Linked DNA regions of Homo sapiens: region 2 is linked to region 1. A link is a loop called in an ENCODE intact Hi-C map of the cell type or tissue named here. Cell type or tissue: IMR-90. All regions are shown on one strand. Links, peaks and the distances in the headings refer to the core of each region. The heading gives the core; the rest is flanking DNA.

What was found. Peaks named below come from ENCODE experiments on the same cell type or tissue, not always from the same donor. Only the 100,000 strongest peaks of a DNase experiment are listed, where the experiment ranks them.
Region 2: a loop joins it to region 1, with 9 times the contacts of the local background. A loop is called at or near these places in 17 of 110 quality-filtered maps.

Annotation. Positions count from the first base shown.
Region 1 is chr3:65,730,212-65,741,425 of GRCh38, forward strand. All of the region lies in intron 1 of MAGI1 (membrane associated guanylate kinase, WW and PDZ domain containing 1), which reads right to left. It overlaps LOC107986018 (a long non-coding RNA gene), which reads right to left. Exons shown (of 2, transcript XR_001740441.2): 2 at 1-11,214. Among named protein-coding and RNA genes, the nearest start is that of MAGI1-AS1, 160 kb to the right of the region's middle. In IMR-90, for the core only: no CTCF peak of the experiment used is centred there; no DNase peak of the experiment used is centred there.
Region 2 is chr3:65,341,974-65,353,187 of GRCh38, forward strand. No RefSeq gene overlaps it. Among named protein-coding and RNA genes, the nearest start is that of LINC02040, 170 kb to the left of the region's middle. In IMR-90, for the core only: no CTCF peak of the experiment used is centred there; a DNase peak (open chromatin) is centred at 6,858.

The DNA.
Region 1 (11,214 bases), core at 2,521-6,520:
AGTAGCTTAAACAGTTAGTGGCTTATTTATCTCACAAAATCTGGAAGTGATCCCTGGGGTTGCTTCAGCTCTTCAACAATGCTATAAAAAAAAATGGCTTCCACCATTCTCAGCATGTGAATTTTCTTCCCCAAGCCTGTCACCTCATTTTCACAAGATGCTACTACCTTTCCAAGCAACATATCCTCATTTAAAGCAGGAAGCAGGAGACAGGGGCGAAATGACTATCTTCATGAGTATCCATCATCTTTACTAAGGAAGGGAATCTCTTCTACTTCCCCTCACGTCTCATTGGCCAGAGCTGGGTCGCATATACAACTCTAGACCAGTCACTGGTGTGGCAGAATGGACTGACGAGACTGGCTTAGACCAACTGTGATTCACGACGTATGACCTGGGACAGGCCTGCTTTGCCTGAGATCAAGTAATTGTGCTGACTAGACACAAAATCAGGGGTCAGTTAGCGGGAACAGGGAGAGATGCTACTGAGGAGATAAGGACAGCACTGTAACCCACAAATGTTTCCTAGAATGGAAAGATCTACGGATAAACAAATGAATAAATGGTCACTAAAAGAAAAAAGTAATAGTTCATTTTTGTTTTCTCTACAGCAAAATATTGTGAGAGGCTGAAGTGTTGTCAGAGCTGTAGAACAGAATCTGTTATTGTCTAACTCTCCCCACCCCCCCGGGGTTTTTGTTTTTTTTTTTCTTTTTAATAAGTGAAATGGTTACCTCCATTGTAGTTTTGCCAAATTCAATGAAAAGAATCACAATGAATCAAGTTACCTCTAGAGGCATCTTCTAGCCCCCAAATTTAGTTACTGGATAACTCAAAAGGTAACCACCGTGCAACAGGGCATTTCTTCCAGTTTCCCTGAAGGGTGATCAAAATGTCCATTTAAAACATATAACCCATACCCCATGATTTAATGACTGGTATATAAGTAAAAGGCTGAACTTACAAATACTCTCAAGAGAGAAACCCTGTCTTCAGAATGTAATAGCTTTGGAGCAAATATGGGAATGTTTGTTTGCCATGTCAGACATACATAAAAGGAATTTTCGTGCTATGGCTAAAAACACCATCACACAGTCCACCTTAAAACTTGGCTCCAGTCGGGTTAAATAGAATTCTAACAGCATTTAAGGAAATCTATGACCAGGCATGATGGCTCACACCTATAATTCCAGCACTTTGGGAGGCTGAGGTGGGTGGATTACTTGAGTCCAGAAGTTCAAGACCAGCCTGGGCAACACAGTGAAGCCCTATCTCTTAAAAAAAAAAAAAAAAATTAGCTGAGCATGGTGGTGCATGCCTGTAGTCCCAGCTACTGGGGCGGCTGAGGTGGGAGATTCACTTGAGCCTGGGAAGTCGAGGCTGCAGTGAGCTGTGATTGTACCACTGCACTCCAGCCTGGGTGACAGAGTGAGACTCTGTCTCAAAAAATTTAAAAAAAAAAAAAAAAAGAAAGAAAGAAATTTACATTATCATGCATAAATCAGGCATTTTTAGTGCTTTAAATAATAAATGGCGCTCTGAAAATTCAGCCTAAAAGCAAGCTGTGCTTATTTATCCCCAGGATTCGAAGACTGATACTAAGAAGAATGTTAAATGTGGATAGTAGCCAGAATTGGAATATAAGGTGTAATCTCCATTCTTGCTAAGTTTACAAGCACAGGAAAGAATGAGGGTCTAAATTTTAGAAACTGTTGTGTACAATATTGTCAGAGTTGATTACTTGTGGTTCTGATATAATACTGGGATACTGAAATGTCGCAATTAAACAATTCTATTTTAAGTATTATGAATATTTTTCCCCTTTAAATTATATAGCTTCTTGGTAGAAAACATTCACGTATCAATTTAGCAAATTAGCCCCTGCTGAACTGTTCAGAAATAAAACGAATTCAGTCTCTGCATAAAGAAGAGGGCACCAACCTCAGAGAGATAACAGAATCTAGAGAAGAAAAGTTCCTGCCTCTTTTCAATGTCTGTGTGCTAGGATTGCAGTCCAGGTGCTCTGCACTTAGGTAAAACACACAGACAAGCCAGATTTGGCTACTCTCATTTACAAGACATGAAAACTTGCAAAGACTTTGTACACAAACCCACTTCTCATTAGACTGATCCTTGGGGATACTGATAAGCAGTAACTAGTGAAGAGTACAACCTCATCCTTCCTGCCACACTTTCCAAGAGCTCCCAGGATTAGCTGTGCGAGAAAGGGAAAGAAACGGTTTCTGAATCATTTCAAACCACCAGCATCCTTCCCCAGACTCTCTAACATCAAGCTGCTCTCTGCTACCCTCTAGAGGATATCAGCATTACAACAGTAAAGAAGAAAGACTGCTAATCACAGCGCGGCACTTACCTAGAAAACAAGAATGTGAAGTTGAATAGAATGAGGATTCCTTCAATATAATATACAAAACTCTTTTGAGACTTCTGTTTTTAGTATCAACTATCATAACAAAATTATGCAAAAATCCTGCTACAGATTATACATCACAATTAAGCAAAAGTTATGCATATCTTCCCTCATTCCCCAAGTCTGATCCACTTCCTGGAGTTTGTACTAACTCAAAGCATTAAACTATATGCTAAGAAGTATCTTTAAGGTCTGGCAAAAAAACTATGACTCTGATTCTTGAATTCATTGATGAGAAACTCAAATGAGAAAAATGAACTAGGTGTAAAATATCAGGGAATGATGAGGACTGTGGCAAACTGGGGAATCTCCTGCCCCATTAATGGGGTAAGAATCTATTAAGTTCTTGCTGATTGTCTGGACTCAGGGTTCCAAGATCACTTGTTTTTTCTGTCATTGTTGTGGGTTTTTTGTTTTTGTTTGTTTTTTTTGAGATGGAGTTTTGCTCCCAAGCTGGAGTGCAATGAGTGCAATGGCGCGATCTTGGCTCACTGCAACCTCCGCCTCCTGGGTTCAAGCAATTCTCCTGCCTCAGCCTCCCGAGTAGCTGGGATCACAGGCACCTGCCACCACGCCCCGCTAATTTTTTGTATTTTTAGTAGAAATGGGATTTCACCATGTTAGCCAGGCTAGTCTCGAACTCCTGACCTCAGGTGATCCGCCCACCTCAGCCTCCCAAAGTGCTGGGATTACAGGCGTGAGCCACCGTGCCCAGCTGTGTTTTGTGTTTTTAAATGAAAAGCCAGAAAATTAATTGTATGTAAAAATCTCTATATTTTAGAATGTTTGACCTCAAAACACTGTAATAAGAAAAACAAATAATGAAATATCTTGAAGATTTAGCCCATCAGAGCAGACATTTCTGCTCTAAGATTATCTGTCAGTGGCAACTGCAATCCAAGAGAAAAACCAGAGAAGGAAACCTCATCCATCTCTCACACAATGAGAGTCATCCTATCAAAAAACCATCTGGTTTATAGGGACAGATGTAGCAGATGTGGTAATTTGAAGACCGTTTAAATCTTCAGCCAGTCCCTTCCTTGGATGTTTGATCTTAATCTTGAAACAAAGTGGCTATATTATATGGCATATTAAGGCATAAATAAATCACTGCAACCATCTAGGATATTTCTTCCTTGCCTGCTCAGTCCAGAAGCACAGAAGATAGTCAGATGGACACTTCCAAGAAGGGAATGGAAGCAATGAAACCACCTTCACATGTTTGTAGGAGGCCATGTCACTACAGCTGTTGTTAATCCACTCCCAGGGAAGGGCAATGCAGGTTTGCTGTTTAACACCGAAATTCCTGCTCTAATTCTGAGTGTTACTTTTCTCCATCTTGGGTCTGATTTAAAATCCAATCTACTCCTCCTATCACTATAATGTCCCTTTCTGAGGTCCATTTATCTTTCTCAAAAAGAAGAACATCGTCTCAGTCGATTTTTCCCATGGCTGACAGGGTTTGGAGAACAGATATAGCAGATGAGGATGCCAACTCATTTTTCATTTGCAGGTTAAAAACATTATCTTGACTGGGTGCAGTGACTCACACCTGTAATCTCAGCACCTTGGGAGGCTGAGGCAGGAGGTGGGAGGAAGGCTTGATCCCAGGAGTTCGAGCACCCTGAGCAACACAGGGAGACCCTGCCTCTACAAAAATTTAAAGACTTGGCCAGGTATGGTGGCACTTGCCTGTAGCCCTAGCTACTTTGGAGACTGAGGCAGGAGGATCTCTTGAGCCCAGGAGGTCGAGGCAGCAGTGAGCCGTGATCATGCCACAGCACTTTAGCCTGGGCAACAGAGTGAGACCCTGTCAAGAAAAAAAAAAAAAGAAAGAAGAGAAAGAAAGAGAGAAAGAGGAAGAGAGAGAAAGAAAGAGAGAAAGAGAGAGGGGGAGAGAGAGAAAGAGAGAAAGAAAGAGAGAGAGGGAGAGAGAGAGAGAGAGGGAGAGAGAGAAACTGTCTTGTCTACATAACCTTCATTATCATTAGTCAAATCTCTATTTCAACAGCATTGAAAACTCTTTAGTGACTGTTTCCAACACAAATATATGACTGCTGAAGATTCCTGAAGGAAGCAGAGTTGTTAAAATCTAACAATAAGCGAGTCCTCTTGAATGTGTGTATGGATTTATTATAAATTTCCAGGGAAGCTAAATCCAGTGTCACATCTAGATAAACAGCAGGAGGGGAGGACAGAGAAGGAAATGGTGGGGGGAGGGGAGGTGAAGAGATGGGAGGTGAGGGGAGGAGAAGGGAGGAAGAGAGCGGAGGGGAGGGGAGGGGGAAGGAAGACAAATCCTAAAATTATCCTATAGATCATTACAATTCACATAAAAGCTTCTCTCTATTAAAAAAGAAAGTATATACCTATGCATACAATTGAGTTACTTGAGAATCTGGCAAAAGACCCTTATTATTTAATAATAAATTACTCCTGAAACACAAAGCTAAATTTAAATATCTATGAATGTCATTTAACCTCTGAAGATGTTTCATCAAATACATATTGGAATCATGCTGTATTCCTAGCATTTAATTTTTTTCTTGAAAATGAATGAATAAGAGCCATGTAGACTGCTTTAAAATTTCACTTTATAGATTGCTGTCTGCAAGTGTTCTAATAATAGACAAATGGAAACAGAAGTTAAGGATTTTTGGGGGGGTTCTCATTTTAAAAGTGGATAAAGCCTGTTTTTAAAAGTGTGTCTGCACGTGTGTGTGTGTGTGTGTGTGTACAGGAGATCAACAGAAAATATAAATATTGGAGGTGATTCCTAAGGTTATGCAAGATGGTGAGACCTACATAAGAACCAATAAGATGAGTGAGATCAGCGAGATTCCATTAAGTTGATCTATCATGTAATATTGTCAACAGATCCAGGGCAATCTGAAGCCTCCACAGATGGTCAGACAGCACTGAATTTGGTATTCACGGCTCTTGCTAGGGATCCGTCCAACCCAGTGAATGATCCTTGAGCTAGTATAAAAATGCAACCCCCAGGCCCCACAGCAGCACCTCAGTTATCATTATTATCAACAACCTACTGAAGACAAAAAGAAAAGCAACATGTGCTGACCAAGGAGGCTCCACAGTTAAAGATTCTCCCTCTGCTAAGTTTCACTTACAACAAAAAAAATTTGACTTGCCAATACACATATATTAACATTGATGTCCGCTGCCGCTCATTAAATGCTTAGAATGTGCCAGGTTATCAAGCACTTTACAGGCACCATGTCAATAACTGAAGCCTCTGTGAGGACCATTCTTACCTCCACAGTCAGATTTCATAGAGGCCCATGGAGATTAGATAGCCTGATCAAAGTTCTACTCCCAGTGAGTGCCCGAGCAGCAATCTGAACCCACATCTTCATCTCTAAAGACACTGCTCTTGCCTGAGACACTCCAACAATTAAATCTCCCAGACGCAGAATTTTCAGAAGTAACACTGATATTTTTGAAAGTGAATTCAGAGAGCCGAAGGTTCATTCTCTGTTACCATCATTCAATTCTCTTATGGTTTTCTATGGGTCTTGCCAAAAGAGCACTTTGATTTCTATCATTCTATTTCCAACCTGTAAGAAAAGTTCCCAGCAAAAGTAGCAGCTTCATCTATGTGGGATCTTCCAGTGGTGACTTTTAGATCAATGGAGTTCCAGGTGACAAGAACAGAGACTCCTTTTAAAAGAATGCTATTTGTATTAGTCAGGGCTCTCCAGAGAAACAGAACCAATAGGACATATATATACAGATATATAAGAAGAAGTTTATTTATAGGAATTGGCTCACATGACTGGCTCATGTGAATTGGCCAAGGAGTCCCACAATATGCTGTCTGCAAGCTAAAGAACCAAGAAAACTGGTGGTATATTTCAATCCATGATGGTATAAACTCCCAATCCAAGCCAGAAGGCTTGAGAACCTGGGGTGGGTAAGGGCAGCACTGGTATAAATCCTCCAGAGACCGAAGACCCAGAAACCAAGAGCTCCAATGTCCAAGGGCAGGAGAAGATGGGTGTCCCAGCTCAAGAAGAGAGAACAAGTTCGCCCTTCCTCCATATTTGTGTTCTATCCAGGCCAGCAAAGGACTGGATGATGCCCATCCACATTGGTGATGGCAGATCTTCTTTACTCAGTTTATTGATTCAAATGCAAACCTCTTCCAGAAACACTCTTACAGATACACCCAGAAATAATGTTTTACCAGCTACCTGGGAATCTCTTAACCCAGTCAAGATGACACACAAAATTAACCATCTCACTATTAATTTCAAAGGCAACTTCATTCCTAGAATACCACAAACACCTTTGTGCCCACCAGCCAGAACTGATTGTTAATACTGTCACACTTGCATCAAGACTTTTTTTTTTTTTTCTTTTTGAGACGGAGTCTCGCTCTGTCCCTAGGCTGGAGTGCAGTGGCGCGATCTCGGCTCACTACAAGCTCCACCTCCTGGGTTCACACCATTCTCCTGCCTCAGCCTCCTGAGTAGCTGGGACTACAGGCACCGCCACCACGCCTGGCTAATTTTTTGTATTTTTAGTAGAGACGGGGTTTCACCGTGTTATAGCCAGGATGGTCTCAATCTCCTGACCTCGTGATCCACCTGCCTCAGCCTCCCAAAGTGCTGGGATTACAGGCGTAAGCCACTGCGCCCAGCGCATCAAGACTTTTAAAATGAATGGATGGATGGACAGATGGACGGACGGGTGGATGGATGGACAGATGGATGGATGAATAAATCAGCCTTAAATTTAATGAATAAAAGCAACTTCTTCCAGTAAAGAACAAGTCAATGTTTGGAACTAATTAATTTATTCACCAGGTATGCCCTGAGTTAGAATCCAGCAATGTGCTAAATACTGGGGATACAACAGGAAATAAGACAATAATGTAACATTGTTCCAATACAGGAAAGGAGAGAGCATTGTGGGAGCATGGCAGGTGGTAGCTCACTCACAATCACTGGCTGCCATATGGTGCCCGGTTTTCCAATACTTCCAAGAGGCAGAAAATAAAGATTTTACATGGGTAGGTGGCTGGGGTCAAACCACAAAGGTCCAGGCTAATCACGTCAAATTACAACCAATGAAAGATTTTAAATGAGGAAGTGAGATCACTAAATTCTACTTTATCAACATTACTCTACCCACATATGGCAAATGGGTTGGAAGGGGTGAAGATGGAAGCCTGAAGTTTCACTTAACCAATTACCGAAAACAACACACACACACCTCTCTCCACACACACACACGCCATTAGCGCATTAAACCTGCCTCATTAGGACTCCTAAAATCAGATTCCACATTCCCTTACAATATTCTAACTTGAAAATAAAAACTCACTGTAGGCAACTAGTGCTTTCAAAGCCCTCCAGTTTTCCTTCCTCTTTGTGCTAATGGCTTTAGGCCACATCTCACTGCAGGAGCAAAGTGTTTAAATCACAACAGGTTTGCACTGACAGTGGCACTCATCCCATCAATATCCTCAGAGAATACTTATACAGGCATAGCTCACAGATACTGTGGGTTCGGTTCCTGATGACCGCCATAAAGTGAATATTGCAATAAAGCAGGTCACATAAATTTTTTGGTTTTCCAGCACATATAAAAGTTATATTTAAACTTTTGCCATCCTCCTGCCTCAGCCTCCTGAGTTGCTAGGACTATAGGCATGGGCCACCACCCCAAGCCAATTTAAAAAAAAAATTTTTTTGTGGAGATGTGGTCTCATTGTATTGCCAGGCTGCACTGAAACTCCTGGCCTCAAGTGATCCTCCAACCTTAGCCTCCCCAAGCACTGGGATTATAAGCTTGAGCCATCACACCCAGCCACAAATGTTCTTAATGGCCTCTAGAATGGTAAATTGTTTCCAGAAGATTTTCAACTTACTTTGACCAGATCCATAGAAGAATCACTATCTACGGCAGCTATAGCTTTACAAAATGTATTTCTTAAATAATAAGACTTGAAAGTTTAAGTGACTCCTTGATCCATGGGCTGCAGAAGGGATGCTGTGTTAACAGGCACGAAAACAACATTCATCTCCATGTACATCTCCATCAGAGCTCTTGGGTGACCAGGTGCCTTGTCGATGAGTAGCAGTAACAATACATTGAAAGGAATCTTTTTTCTTCTGAGGAAGTAGGTCTCAACAAGGGCTTAAAATATTCAGTAAAACATGCTATAAGCAGATGTGCTATCATTCAGGCTTTGTTATTCCATATATAGAGCACAGGCAGAGTAGATTTAGCACCCTCTTTAAGGCCCTAGAATCTTCAGAATAGTCAATGAGCATTGGCTTCAACTTCAAGTCACCAGCTACGTTACCACCTAACAAGAGACTGAGTCTGTCCTTTGAAGTTTTGAAGCCAGGCATTGACTTCTCCTCTCTAGCTAGGAAAGTCCTGGACAACATATTCTTCCAATAGAAGGCTGTTTCATCCGCACTGAAAATCTGTTGTTTAGTATAGCCACATTCATCAATTATCTTAGCTTGATCTCCTGCATACCTTGCTGTAGCTTCTACAATAGTACTTGCTGCTGCATCTTGCACTTTTATGTTATAAAAACAGCTTCTTTCCTTAAACTTCATGAACCAACTTATAGGCCAGCTTCAAACTTTTCTTCTGCAGCTTCCTCACCTCTCAGCCTTCATTCACAGAACTGGGGAGTTAGGGCCTTGCTCTGGATCAGGCTTTGGCTTAAGGAAATGTTGTACCTGGTTTAATCTTCTATCCAGACCAACTTTCTCCACATTAGCAATAAGGATGTTGCACTTTCTTGCCATTCGTGTGCTTACTGGAATAGCCCTTTTAATTTGCCGCCAGAACTCTTCCCTTTGCATTCACAACTTAGTTAACTGTTTGGTTCAAGAGGCCTAGCTTTCAGCCGCTCTCAGCTTTCCACATGCCTTCCTCATTCAGCTTAATCATCTCTAGCTTTTGATTTAAAGTGAGAGATGTGTGACTCTTCCTTTCTCTCAAACACTTAAAGAGTCCATTGCAGGGTATTAATTGACTTAATTTCAATACTGTTGTGGCTCACGGAATAGGGAGGCCCCAGGAGAGGGAGAGAGACATGGGAAAGGGGGATCCGTGGAGCAGTCAGAACACACACAACACTTATTAAGTTTGCCATCTTATATGGGTATAGTTTGTGGCACCCTGAAATTACAACAGTAACATCAGAGATAAATGATCACAGATCACCAAGACAGACAGAACAAGGAAAAAGTTTAAATATTGTGAGAATTACCAAAACGTGACTCAAAGACACAAGGTGACCACATGCTGTTGGAAAAATGGCACCAATAGACTTGGGCAATGCAAAGTTGCCACAAACCTTCAAGTTGTAAAAAAAAAAATGCAGTATCTGCAAAGTGCAATAGAGGGACACAATCAAAAGGATGTGCCTGGAATGGCTTTCAAGCACTAGTTTATCTGAAGCCTCTGATAGGAATGTGCATTCAGTATGCATGCGTACTCCCACACACCCTCAAACACACAGAAACATAACAACCCATATTCATTTTTCTGCCAGGAAACACCACAAATCAATTTCCACTAGTGTCTTTTTGGTTTTTAAAACAATTTACTGGACTGATAATGATGCTAATAATATTTTCTGGGCACTGGTCATCGTGTGAGGGACATTACTACATTATCTTAATTTAATGCTCCCACAAATCCTAGGAGGTTAGTATAATTACTATCCCCATTGTACCACTGCAAAAACCAGTGCTTGGAATTGTTAATGAGCTTGCAAAGGTCATACACCCAGTAAACTGAGATATTGGGATCTGAACCTGGAAAGCCCAAATCTGAACCCTTTGTTTCTAACAGCCATGCCTACTTGCCTCTTCCAGGGAAGGTGAACAGGGCAGTGATAAGGGTGTCTGGCTGTAGGGCCACACATTATTTTCACATTTACTGTTAAGGTCTCAGGAAAATCCCAGTGATAGTGGGGAGAAACGATGGAAAACTTAATTACTGTTCATTATTTTGCATCGGTTAAGAAATAATCTACTCTCAACTGTTATCAATAGACATTCTGAAAACTTCAGGAAACCTCTATCTCTATAAAACCACTGCTTTCAGCCACTAAGGTCAGGTCGTGAAAAAATACATATTAAGATTTAAAAATTTAAGGCACATAGTGCTAAGTAAATAAAAATCCACTTGTAAATATGTGACCCCATTTTTGTATGCACACATCCACAAACACTAGAAAATATAAACAAAAATGTTCAGCCATTAACTTTGAGATCACTATTTTTCCTTCTTTATGCTTTTCTATCTTTCCTAAGTATTTCAGATTTACTGTTTTTGTAATGGGGGAAATATGATTCAATGACAGCTTTGGGTGAATAGTGAGAAGAGTTTAATGCCTTTTGGGCTGCTTCTGAAATGCACATTTTGAAGCTCCTTCTATAATCATGTAAACAACATCAAAGACTATGGTTATGACCAGAGAGAACTTGATCAACTGTGGAAACTGCAGTTCCATCAAAATAAAAGAGGTTGCTATTATTGATTTTTTTTTTTTTTTAAATGGAGTCTCACTCTGTCCCCCAGGCTGGAGTGCAGTGGCGCGATCTCGGCTCACTGCAACCTCCGCCTCCCAGGTTCACGCCATTCTCCCACCTCAGCGTCCCAAGTAGCTGGGACTACAGATGCCCGCCACCACGCTTGGCTAATTTTTTGTATTTTTAGTAGAGACAGGGTTTCACCGTGTTAGCCAGGATGGACTCAGTCTCCTGACCTCCTGATCCGCCCGCCTC
Region 2 (11,214 bases), core at 4,688-8,687, 390 kb before region 1:
ATTCTAATATGCAGCAAAGTTTAGAACCACTGATCTAAGCAATGGAAATAGATGAAATCACCAAAATGGAAACGAATGCCCAAGAGGGATTCCTGGGGAGCCATCAGTGCATAAAGCGGGCAGAGGGACCAGGAGAAAACAAAGGGAGGGTACGCATCACAGGGGGAGGAAGGAAACATCAAAGCCAAGGGGAGAGAATCCAGGAGGCAGTGGTCCCCTGTGTCCAGGGCTGCAGAAAGGGAAGAGAAGAAAGGTAGCACTAGACTTGTCTATTAGGACAGGTGGCCTTGGTGGCTGAGGGCCACCAGGGGGCGATGTGGAAGCCAAATTGCAGGGGGTGAGGCGTGTATGAGCGGTGAGCGAGGCGATGCACCAGCTAACTTGGTATTCATAAGCAAACCCTTTTACTCCTCTTTTTCCGTATCTGAAAAGCAAAGAAGATGCCACCTTCCCTACTAGACTACCAAGAGGACGAAAGTCAGATGAAAAACAAGGTGCTGTGAAATTTCTTTTAGCTTGAGGTTCCGGAAAGAATACAACACCGACTTTAGAACAAGCACTCCCACCATCATCACCTCCCAGGTCAGTGACCATGGTCTTGATAGCAGTCTCTGAACCTCAGTTATCACAACTGTAAACAGGAGGTAATCGTACCTATCTTAATAGGTGTTCTGAGGAATAGATGGAGTCCCAGGACAGTGCCTGGCACATTGGAGGTGTTTTTGGCTTCAATTTTTGTTTTTTTTCAAACTGCAAAGGGCTGTGCAAATACCAGATGATGATGATAACAATGATGATGGTTATAAAGGAAGAAGGAGGCAAACTCTAGAGGAGTTAAAAGATAGAAGCCACACAGAAAATGAAGATTTCCTGGATGTAACCTGTGGTTTACTTGATAGAGTTTCAGCAGAGTCTCGTCATCACGCTTTCCTTTTCTGAAAAGGGCAGGGGCAGTAAGAAGGGAAAGAGGGGGAAGAGACAGAATGAATGAATAACTATGAGTGAGAGAATACACCATTTCTCTAATTTACCTGTTGGGGTTTCAGGGGTAACAACTTGAAGTCTTCCCTCACTACTAAGGGATATTAATTTCCCTTGGGGTGTTTTCCTCTTCATCTCACCATTAAAAGAACCTGAAAATAGCTATCACAAATGAGGTTTGCATTTTTCCACTGCTGACCATGACTGCTTATTCCAATATCCTTCCTCCCGCCGAACTGCTCAGGTATGTGAGACGGCAGGCAGGATCAAAGCCACTACTCGGGTTAAAAATTGCCTAATTTGCCGAATTATAATAGAACTCAGAGTGGACTTCCTGTCTTCAAAGCACCTTACAAAAGTTAACTAATTAATCGTCATAACACCTTGTGAGGTGTGCATTATTATTACATTCAAGGTGAAGCTTTAGTTAGTGGCTGAAATTTAAATAAGGCCACTTGATAGAAGTAACCCAACTGAAAATGTAACCAAACATAGAATGGCTTTGGATTTCACAAACTGCTCTCCAAGAATCCTGTATGTTATGACTAAGCAATTGAAGACTGCCTCAGCAGCCATTGGAAACATAGAAAAGGAAATCGTTTACTGAGATACCCGCTGTTTCAAAGAAGCATTCAAATCAGCAATTTCGGAGGGATGCAGACTTACCTAAAATTACATGTTCTGCAAAATTAAGATGTCAACGTTCTTTGAAATTATTCTCCCAATTGCAAGGCCCCAGCAAATCTTTATCATTTGGCTTAGAGCAGAGTTTCTCAACCTGGGCACTGTTGACACCTGGGGCTTCATATGGTTTGGCTCTGTGAGCCCAGGCAGATCTCACCTTGAATTGTAATAATACCCATGTGTCAAGTGTGGGACCTCGTGGAGATAACTGAATCATGGGGATGGTTTTTCCCATGCTTTTCTAGTGAGATCTGATGATTTCATAAGGGGCTTCCTCCTCTGCTCGGCTCTCATTCTTTCTCTCCTGCCACCCCGTGAGGAGGTGCCTTCCAACGTGATCATAAGTTTCCTGAGGCCTCCCCAGCCATGTGGAACTGTGAGTCAACTAAACCACTTTTCTTTATAAATTACCCAGTCTCAGGTATTTCTTCATAGCAGCATGAGAACAGACTGATACAGAGCTGGATCATTCCTCATTATGGGAGGCTTTCCTGTGCATTGTAGGGTGTTTAACAACATCCCTGGCCTCTACCTACTGTATGCCAGTAGCCCACCAACCTCTTCCCCAAGTTGTGACAATGAAAATGTCCGCAGATATTGCTAACTGTACCCTGGAGGCAAAATTGCCCCTGAGAACTACTACCTTAGACAAGAGGTCAGAGTATTTCTCTCCAGTATTGCACATATCCAGAGAGCCCCTGTAGATTTAAAAAAAAAATGTTTTTGTCTTCCCTGAGCCATTACTCTGATCCAAATGAACAAAGAATTTCAGATTTTCCCATGACATGAGGGGACGTGGGTGAGCCAGCACAGAGGGTCCTTAAAGATGCACAAAATGGTAAATGCTGAATTTTGGTAACTGGGTGCTACTCACCCAGACAACTCAGTCTGCATAGCGACTGGAAAGAGAGCTGGAGGTGTCTGCCTGGGGCCCAGAACTTTTTAAATCCTCCCAGGCTTCCCACTGGCAATGCTAATTTTCAAGGAAGGCTTGCATCCCACACAGGACATTTCTGGCCTTGCCTGCCTCCTCCAACTTTGCATCCTCAAATGCCAAATTCTCCCACTTTGTAGCTTAGCAGGCAGAGAAGCAGCTGAAAACCCTGCGGGCTATTGAGAATGAGTAATTGGATATCAGCCTTAAAAATAATCAATCCCTTCCCCCCGCATCCCTTCCCATCTCCATTTCCTCTCTTGCCTCCCCCTACCCTCAGAGGTAAAGGAAATCTTAATCACTTTTAGACCAAGGAGGCAAAATCATACTATATTAAGCTTTTTAAGAAAAAATGTAAAGGAATTTATCCCATGGCAGACAAAGTACAAAGTATTAAAGTATAGGAGATACATACATCTGCTATGTACTAAATTACCCCCAAAATTCATATGTTGCAACTCTAATCCCCAATGTGACTGTATTTGGAGATAGGGCCTTTAAAGGAGGCAGTTAAGGTTAAGTGAGGTCATACGGGTGGGGCCACAATGTGATAAGACTGGTGTCTTTATAAGAAGAGGAAGAGACCCCAGGGGTACGCACAAAGGGAAAAGGCCACCTAAGGACATAGTGAGAAGGTGCCCACCTGCAATTCAGCAAGTGGGCCCTCACCAGAAACCAACCCTGCCAACACCTTGATCTTGGACCTGCAGCCTCCAGAACTCTGAGAAAATCCATTTCTGTTGTTGAAGCCACACAGTTTGTGGTATTCTGGTATGGAAGCCCTAGCTGACTAATATGCTATAGAACACAGGTGACCCTCCATATCTGCAGATTCGACCAATCGTGGATCAAAAATATTTGAGAAAAAAAATTGTCTACTGAACATGTGCAGACCTTTTTCTTGCCATTATTCCCTAAATAATACAGTATAACTATTTACATAGCACTTATATTGTATTAGGTATTATAAGTAATTTAGAGATGATTTAAGGTATATGGGAGGATGTAGGTTATATGCAAATACTACACCATTTTGTATCAGGGACTTGAGCATCTTTAGATTTTAGTATCTGCAGAGGGTCCTGGAACCAGTCCCCCATGGAGACCAAGGGATGACTGTACAATTTAGCAGTTAAAAAAAAAAGGCATAGATTCAAAAGATGAATTAAGTGGGAGAAAATAACACCACTGAACAATAGGTACATTATTATGCACTTGTAATTTTAGAACCCCACAGACAAAAAACATACACACACACACACACACACATATGCTTTTGTGCATTAGCAGATATCCTGACATGTCTGGAAGGAGCGTTCCAATATGGCAACAGTGGTTAGCTCTGGGAAGAGACTGGAATTGAGGAAGGGAGTGGTTAAGAGTTTTTATCTTACACTATTTGGACTTTTTTAAAAAACCAAACTAACGTAGTATGCATTACTTGCATCGTAAAACAAAATATTAAGGGTTTTTCTGTTTTGGGTTTTTTTGTTTTTTTGGTCTCAACTGCTCTTCTTAGTCTTCTCAAAGCCTGAATCATGTTCTTGGTGACACCCACATCAGGCCCCTCCTGAAAGTAGCATAAAATCATAGAGAATATGGCATTCTTTCTGGTTTAAATTCTATAAATGGACCAGACCATTTCCCACTGTTTCAGTGTAACCATCAATGACATAGTGGGGGAGGGGCACGAAGAAAGAACAGTTTCCTCAAAATCCAAAATAAAGCTCATTAATAGGAACAAGGATTGAGACATTTTAATTATCCAGGCATGCGCCTGTGGAATTTCTCATCCATTTTAATGGAATCCAGGAAGGGAGAGGGAATACATTTTTAATAAAAATAAAGAGTGAAACAAAAACCAATCCAGACAAAATACACCAAAGTAACAAAAATAACCCCCATGAAATAGATTTCAAAAATAAAACTGAAATAAGTTGAGGGGAGAAAACATCATCAGCCAGACTCCTGGGGTGATTTCACAGGGCCCGTGACAGTGCACAACAATTTTGCACATCTAGCTACAGGAAATGGTTCCCGTGTTACAAGTTTCCAATAAGACCAGTTAAAAGAAAGCAACTGGAAACAAAGGTACTCCCAGCCCAAATGTGTTCTCTGGAACCCAATTGTTGGCCCTGGTAGGAAGAATAAATAAAATCTTTGCTTCTTTCTAAAAAGGAGAGGAGCACATCATTTTCCTTTCACATAGTTTGTGGTAATTCTAAGAGGTTTTAGGATGATCCACATGTTGAATGTGGGTTGTTCTCACTGCTTTTTATTTTAGCAATGGGGAGGGTCATTTGGTCCCCTCTAAATAGCTTTTTTTTTGTCTCTCCTTTCTTCCTCTATGGGAATAGGCAGTGAGTTTTTCTCCCTAAGGCTCACAGACATATTTCACTTCTTGCTTCTATTTCTCCCCATGGCTATGGTAGATCTTTAGTCTCATGGGCCTTCCCTCCATGCCTGGAATAAAACACACACCCTTGGCCATGAGGCCTTTGCTCAGGTCTTGCTTCCTCCTTGGAAAGAGCTCTTCCTTCTTGCCTCCCTTTTTTCTTCTATCAAGATTAAGTCCTCCAATTACAGACACTCAAGGGCACCACATACACTCCATAGCTGTTACCACAATTTAACTCAATTATCCAATGTCTGTCTTTCCTGGCAGATTCTGAACTTCAGGAAGGCTGAAGTTTTATTGCTTTTGTTTGACGCTGAGTGCCCAGCATCAAGCCTGGAAAATAATACTCAGTACATATTTGTTAACAAACTGCTTTGGCCTGATTTATATTTTTAGAAGACAATGGAGTGAGTTAAGGTCAGCTAAGGTATAATTTCCCAGGGATAAGTGGAAAATCTAAATCATAAAATTCCTCCTAGAGGGGGTGGCTATAGGGAGGACTGTCAAATAGATGGGTTGGAGAGATAGATGACATTTTCACTAGTCTTGACACATTCTGCAGCCAATAAAAGAGATACTGTCTAGTTCTAGATTTCGTGACTATCTCAAATGTACTCTTGATTTCTCCTTTGGTCCCAAATTAGGGCTGGTCATATCAATGGTACCTTCTGGGTCACTGGACTGGACCAGTGTTAGAGTTGCTTACATAAATACTAGAGCTTCTACGTAAATGACACTTTTTGTCAGTAGCATTTTCCCAAGAGTATTTTTCCCCTAAATTTTAAGGCTTGTATGTTATTTTGGTCATAGGAATGTCACACTCCACTCATTCACTCATAACACAATTATTTTTCAGCCCCAAAGTTGCCTGCTAAAATTATTTGTGGGTAGAGATGGGGACAGAGACATCATAAATACTTTGGAAACCAAGAACTTGCTAGAAATAATTTTCCCTCTTCATGACTGCTGATTGTCAACTATTCAATATTCTCTTGTTAACATACCACATGTTCTATTTAAATAAGAACATAAAATATTTCTCAAAAGAATTTAAGTGAAAAAATACTATAGCTTAATCTTGATTAAATGATGGTGTTTCTGACCTGTTCTTGAGAACAACTGTCCTTATTAGTGAATAAATTCAGTGGTGACAGGAATGTAAAACAGAATTCACAATTGATATATACATGTCCATTATGTTTATATTTGGCTAATAATTTTGTGCAAGTAGGAAGGTTGTTTAGTTTACTTTCGGAAAATAATCTCACACCATCTTTTCTTTGAGCTGCTGCATCATCGCAACCTTAAAAAGGCAAGCATAGACACCTTATGAAGAAAAGAGAAAGCAAAGCAGACACATTCAATCCCCATCAGGCTATGGGGTTAAAGCTGATGGACAAGGGCATGGCTCTCTATTAAAATCACCTGGGGCCTTTTATAAACCCCGGCTACACCCAGAGCAACCACATCAGAATCTCTGGAAGTGGGCCCAGGCATCAGCGCTTTTCAAGCTCCCCAGGTGATTCCAATGTGCACCCAAGGTACGAACCATTGGTTCAGCGGCTCCGCTGAGCCTGGTAACTCTCATCTGATGGGAAAAGGTCCCACAGACTGCAAGCACTTTGCTAAAAACAGCTGCTCCCAATAAAAGAATGCAAATTCTCAGTAACATCGGTGTCACCAGAAAAAAGGAGGATTAGGAGTCACAATTTATCTCTTCAAAACTATTTAAACAAACCACTTAATGGTACCAGGTTTTAAAGTATAAAGTTCTTCACTGCAGCATGTTTTTGTAATAACAATTGCGTGTCCATAGAGGATTGGTTAAGTAAATTGTGGTCAACTTTAGAATATGCAGCTATGAAGAGACAGCACAATACTTTTGTTTACTGAGTATACAAACTATGTCCTGGGCACTACTCCAGGACCTTGGAATTCATCAGATTCAGGACAAAGATTCTTGCCCTCATGAAACTTAATGAAGAAACTTATTCTAGAAGAGGCCAGCTACGTAACTGGCAAGACTTGGTGCAAATTGAAAATGTGGGGGTCCTTATTCAAAAATTACTGAAAATTCAAGACCATGAGAGCAGAGCATTAAATCAAGCAAAGGGCCCTTCTAAGTGCAAGGCCCTGTGTGAGTGCACAGTTTGCATCTCCACAAAGCTGGCCCTGATTATAAAGGAGACAGGTGATAAACAATAGACACCTTGGGAGGCTGAGGCCGGCGGATCACCTAAGGTTGGGAGTTTGAGACCAGCCTGACCAACATGGAGAAACCCCGACTCTACTAAAAATACAAAATTAGCCTGGCATGGTGGCGCATGCCTGTAATCCCAGCTACTCGGGAGGCTGAGGCAGAAGAATCCCTTGAACCTGGGAGGCGGAGGTTGCGGTGAGCTGAGATCGTGCCATTGCACTCCAGCCTGGGCAACAAGAGTGAAACTCCATCTCAAAAAAAAAAAAAAAATAGACCATGAGTAAGCACATAGATTACACACCACGTTAGAAGGTGTTGAGTGCCGCAGTGGGGAAAAGAGTAGAACACGGGACACAACTTGCAATTTTAAATAGGGTGATCAGGGTAGGATGCATTGGAAGAATGACAATTGAGCGAGGATTTGAATAAAGGGAGGGAGTCAGCCGTGGATATCTGAGGAAAGACCAGTCCCAGGCAGGGGACCAGCTAGAGCAAAGCCCCTAAGGCTGAGTGTGCCAGAGTGGAAAAGAGGGGCCAACCCCATCCCGGAGGACCTCAGAGCCTACTCTAAGGACTTTGACCTTTCACTTGACATTTTAAAAGAGTAGCTCTGCCTGCTACAGGGAGAGGAATCTGTAGGTGGCACAGGGAAAAGGCAGAGAGAACCGTAAGGAAGCTAATCCAAGAGTGGGGGAGAGAGAAGGACAAAGAATGGGAATGAGTGACGTATAAAAGGCTTTATTTTTATGTGTGTGTGTATATCTATATATACATACATACTCCTAACTTGAAGAAATACCCACAATATGTAAGGTAAAGGAACAGTTCATAACATAGTAAGGGCTAATGGCCCATTTTTTCATAAAAACTATATATACGTACACATATACCCATACAGTTATACACACACACACACACACACACACACACACAGAAAGACTAGAAATGTCACGAATCAAGCTGCTAATAACAGTTATTTCTGTGGATTGGGATTGACAGGTGTAAGGAAGAATGTCACTTTTTATACTTTCCTGAAATGCTTGAATCTTTTATTGTAAATATGCATTTGTAAATATGCATTCGTATTGTAAATATGAATTCGTTTTGTAAATAAAAACTGCTTTTAAAAATGGGGTATCATAGGATTGAGTGGTTTCTTTCTTCACACTCAAACATGGGGAATGGCTAGCAAAGACTGGATAATACATAGACAGGCTTCTGTAACTTGAGAAAGATGTGGTCAACTTAAAAAAAATGAAAATAAGATTAGGTTTGAAACAAGGATCTGGAAAAAAAAAAAAGGCTAGTAAGGTGGGAATTTGTAAACCTGTAGAAAACCCAGTAGAATAGTAAATGATGGACCTTACCTAACAGAAGAAATTGGGTACAAAGTGTTCTGCACGTATTAATTAAGGTATAGGGAAGAGAAGCTGAAGGATTTAGGTTGGAAATAAAATGAACTCTTTTAGTAAGAGGAAGGTAAACATGGGCTTGGGGACTTCTGAACTTTGAGAACTGCATGGTACAGGAGGGGTTTTCGTGGTAACAATTGCTGCCCTGGACAGCCCCGGTGGCTAACTGGATTCTTTCCACCTCTCTCCAAGTCCGCTCTCCCATGGTGCTGTGAGGCCATCTTTCTCAAACTTAAACCTGAGCTGGTCACCTCTCCCTCCCCGAACACACACACAGCTCGCCGGAGGCCCTGTTAAAACTCTTCAGTGGTCTTCTGTTATTCTGAAGTCTACAATCTGGAACAAGTCCAGCCTGGCACAACCCTTATTCCCTTCACAATGCAACCCTTCCCTTCTAGACCACACTCCCTTGCACTTGGGCCTTTGCTCAGCCTGCACTTTGTTCCTTCTTTCACTGATTAGCTTCCTCTTCCTTCTGGCCTCACTTGAATTATAACCTTCTTCAATCTGGCTAAATTTCCTATTAGTTGCTATCAGAGGACCCCGTGCTTCTGCTTGGTATGCAGTTTGCAAGCATTTGTCTTCTCCCCACCAACTACGAGCACTTGAGACCAGGAACCAGGCATTTCTAGCCCCCACCATGTACCTGGCACAGAGCTGATCTTCAATAAATGTGTTGAGGAAATGAGAAATAGAGTAGCAAGCCTTGCCTATTACACATGCAGGAATGAACAGCCTTTCTGAGATATTTTCCCTTCAATTCCACAATCTTATGAGACCAAAGAGAATTTATTCTCTGAGGGATAAATATAAAGTACAGCACTTAATGGAGTGGTGTTTAGAGCTCTCAGCTGTGAAGACCATGCCTTTATTCCCTCCAGAGACATGACAATAAAGACTTTTCAGTTAGGTGGAAAGGTGATGCAGTCAAGGGTAGCAGTCGCATGCAATACTTGAGTATTTACTGTATAATTCAACAGTTATCACTACTTTGCTTAAATCCATGTACTTGCAAAGAGATCTTGTGCTTTGGATCCATTGGACACCTAATAACTACACTAATGAAGTAAAGCCACACTCCTCTTGCCTCTGACAATGACCACAATGCATAAAGACATCACTTAGGGGTGGGAGGGAGTAGTCAAACAATTTTCACAGAAGATCCACTCCTGCAAAAAATACCCTAAATCATTGTGTTGGAGAGGGCATTTCCCTTCACATAAGCTTCTAATGATTTGTATTGCCAAAGCACTTGGATCTCACTGTGCTAAACATCCACGATGCTGATGGTGTTGCCTCAAAGGAGAAATCGCTTGGAGGAACTTGAAAGGGCTTTTCCTTTTATGATTAATGCAGGCCACCAAAGGTGGTCTCGGATTGCCCCCAGCTGGAAAAATCCTGACGGCATAATTGAGTCTCTGCACATTTGGTGTGGCTGTTTATGGCAGGCAAAGAACTTGCATGACATAAGGGCTTTACAAACAGCTTCAACTGTTGGTTAAGCCAGGGACCACTTTGAGATGCCATCTTTTATAAAGGAGATACTAGGGAAGTGAGCAGAGTTCATAATTACCATCCTGGTGACAAAGCAAAATACAGCAAAGGAGATGGGTTGGAGGAAGGCCTACTATTCAACAAAATGCCTTTTGAACGCCCAGGAGATTAGGTTCTGGAGGAAAACCCCAAACACTAAGTCATAAAAAGGAACAACCAAAAACTGTGTGAAGGAAACTGGAAAGTTATTCAACACTACCTGATCCACCCCCACGAACGTTAGGTCACTTGAGAATGGTTAACTTTCGTATCTAGTGTGACTTGGGAGTATATCTAATTCCACACACATCTACCTCCTGAAGTTAGACTTAGAGATGACTTTGTCTCAGTTTTCACAGCACAGCATTTTGGTTTCATATTCCTCAGCAATGGTTAAGTGTAGTATTTTGTTGAATAGTATGTACTATACTATTCATAATTAAAAGGCCTTCTTCCCCATTTTAATAGAGTGAGAAAATAATTTTTTCTTACAGGCACGGTGGCTCATGCCTGTAATCCCAGCACTTTGGGAGGCTGAGTTGGGCAGATTGCTTGAGCCCAGGCATTTGTGACCGGCCTGGGCAAAAGGGCAAAACCCCATTTCTATAAAAATACCAAAAATTATTTGGGCATGGTGGCATGCCCCTCCAGTCCCAGTTACTCGGGAGGTTGAGCAGGGAGGATCACTTGAACCTGGGAGGTTGAGGCTGCAGTGAGCTGCGATCATGCCACTGCACTCCAGCCTGGGCGTCAGAGTGAGACCCTGTCTCAAAAAAAAAAAAAAAAAAAAAAAAAGTTTTTTTCATTTATTTTGATTGGAAAATAAACCAGGACAACAAAAAGAGTAGAGTACTCATTGCCACGCAGAAATCTTCCTCAATTAAAAAAAAAAAAAAAGTTCGTGTCATTTACTGAGGACTCTTCTGATTGCCAAAGATGTGTATCTATTCTTAGCTCTGTGAAGTATGTCCTTTTACAGATGAGGAAATGGAGGCTTCAGAGGAGGTTAAGGAATGTGCCCAAGAATCACACCAGAAGTGATGAAGCTCTTAGCTTGGCAGGATTTGTTTTA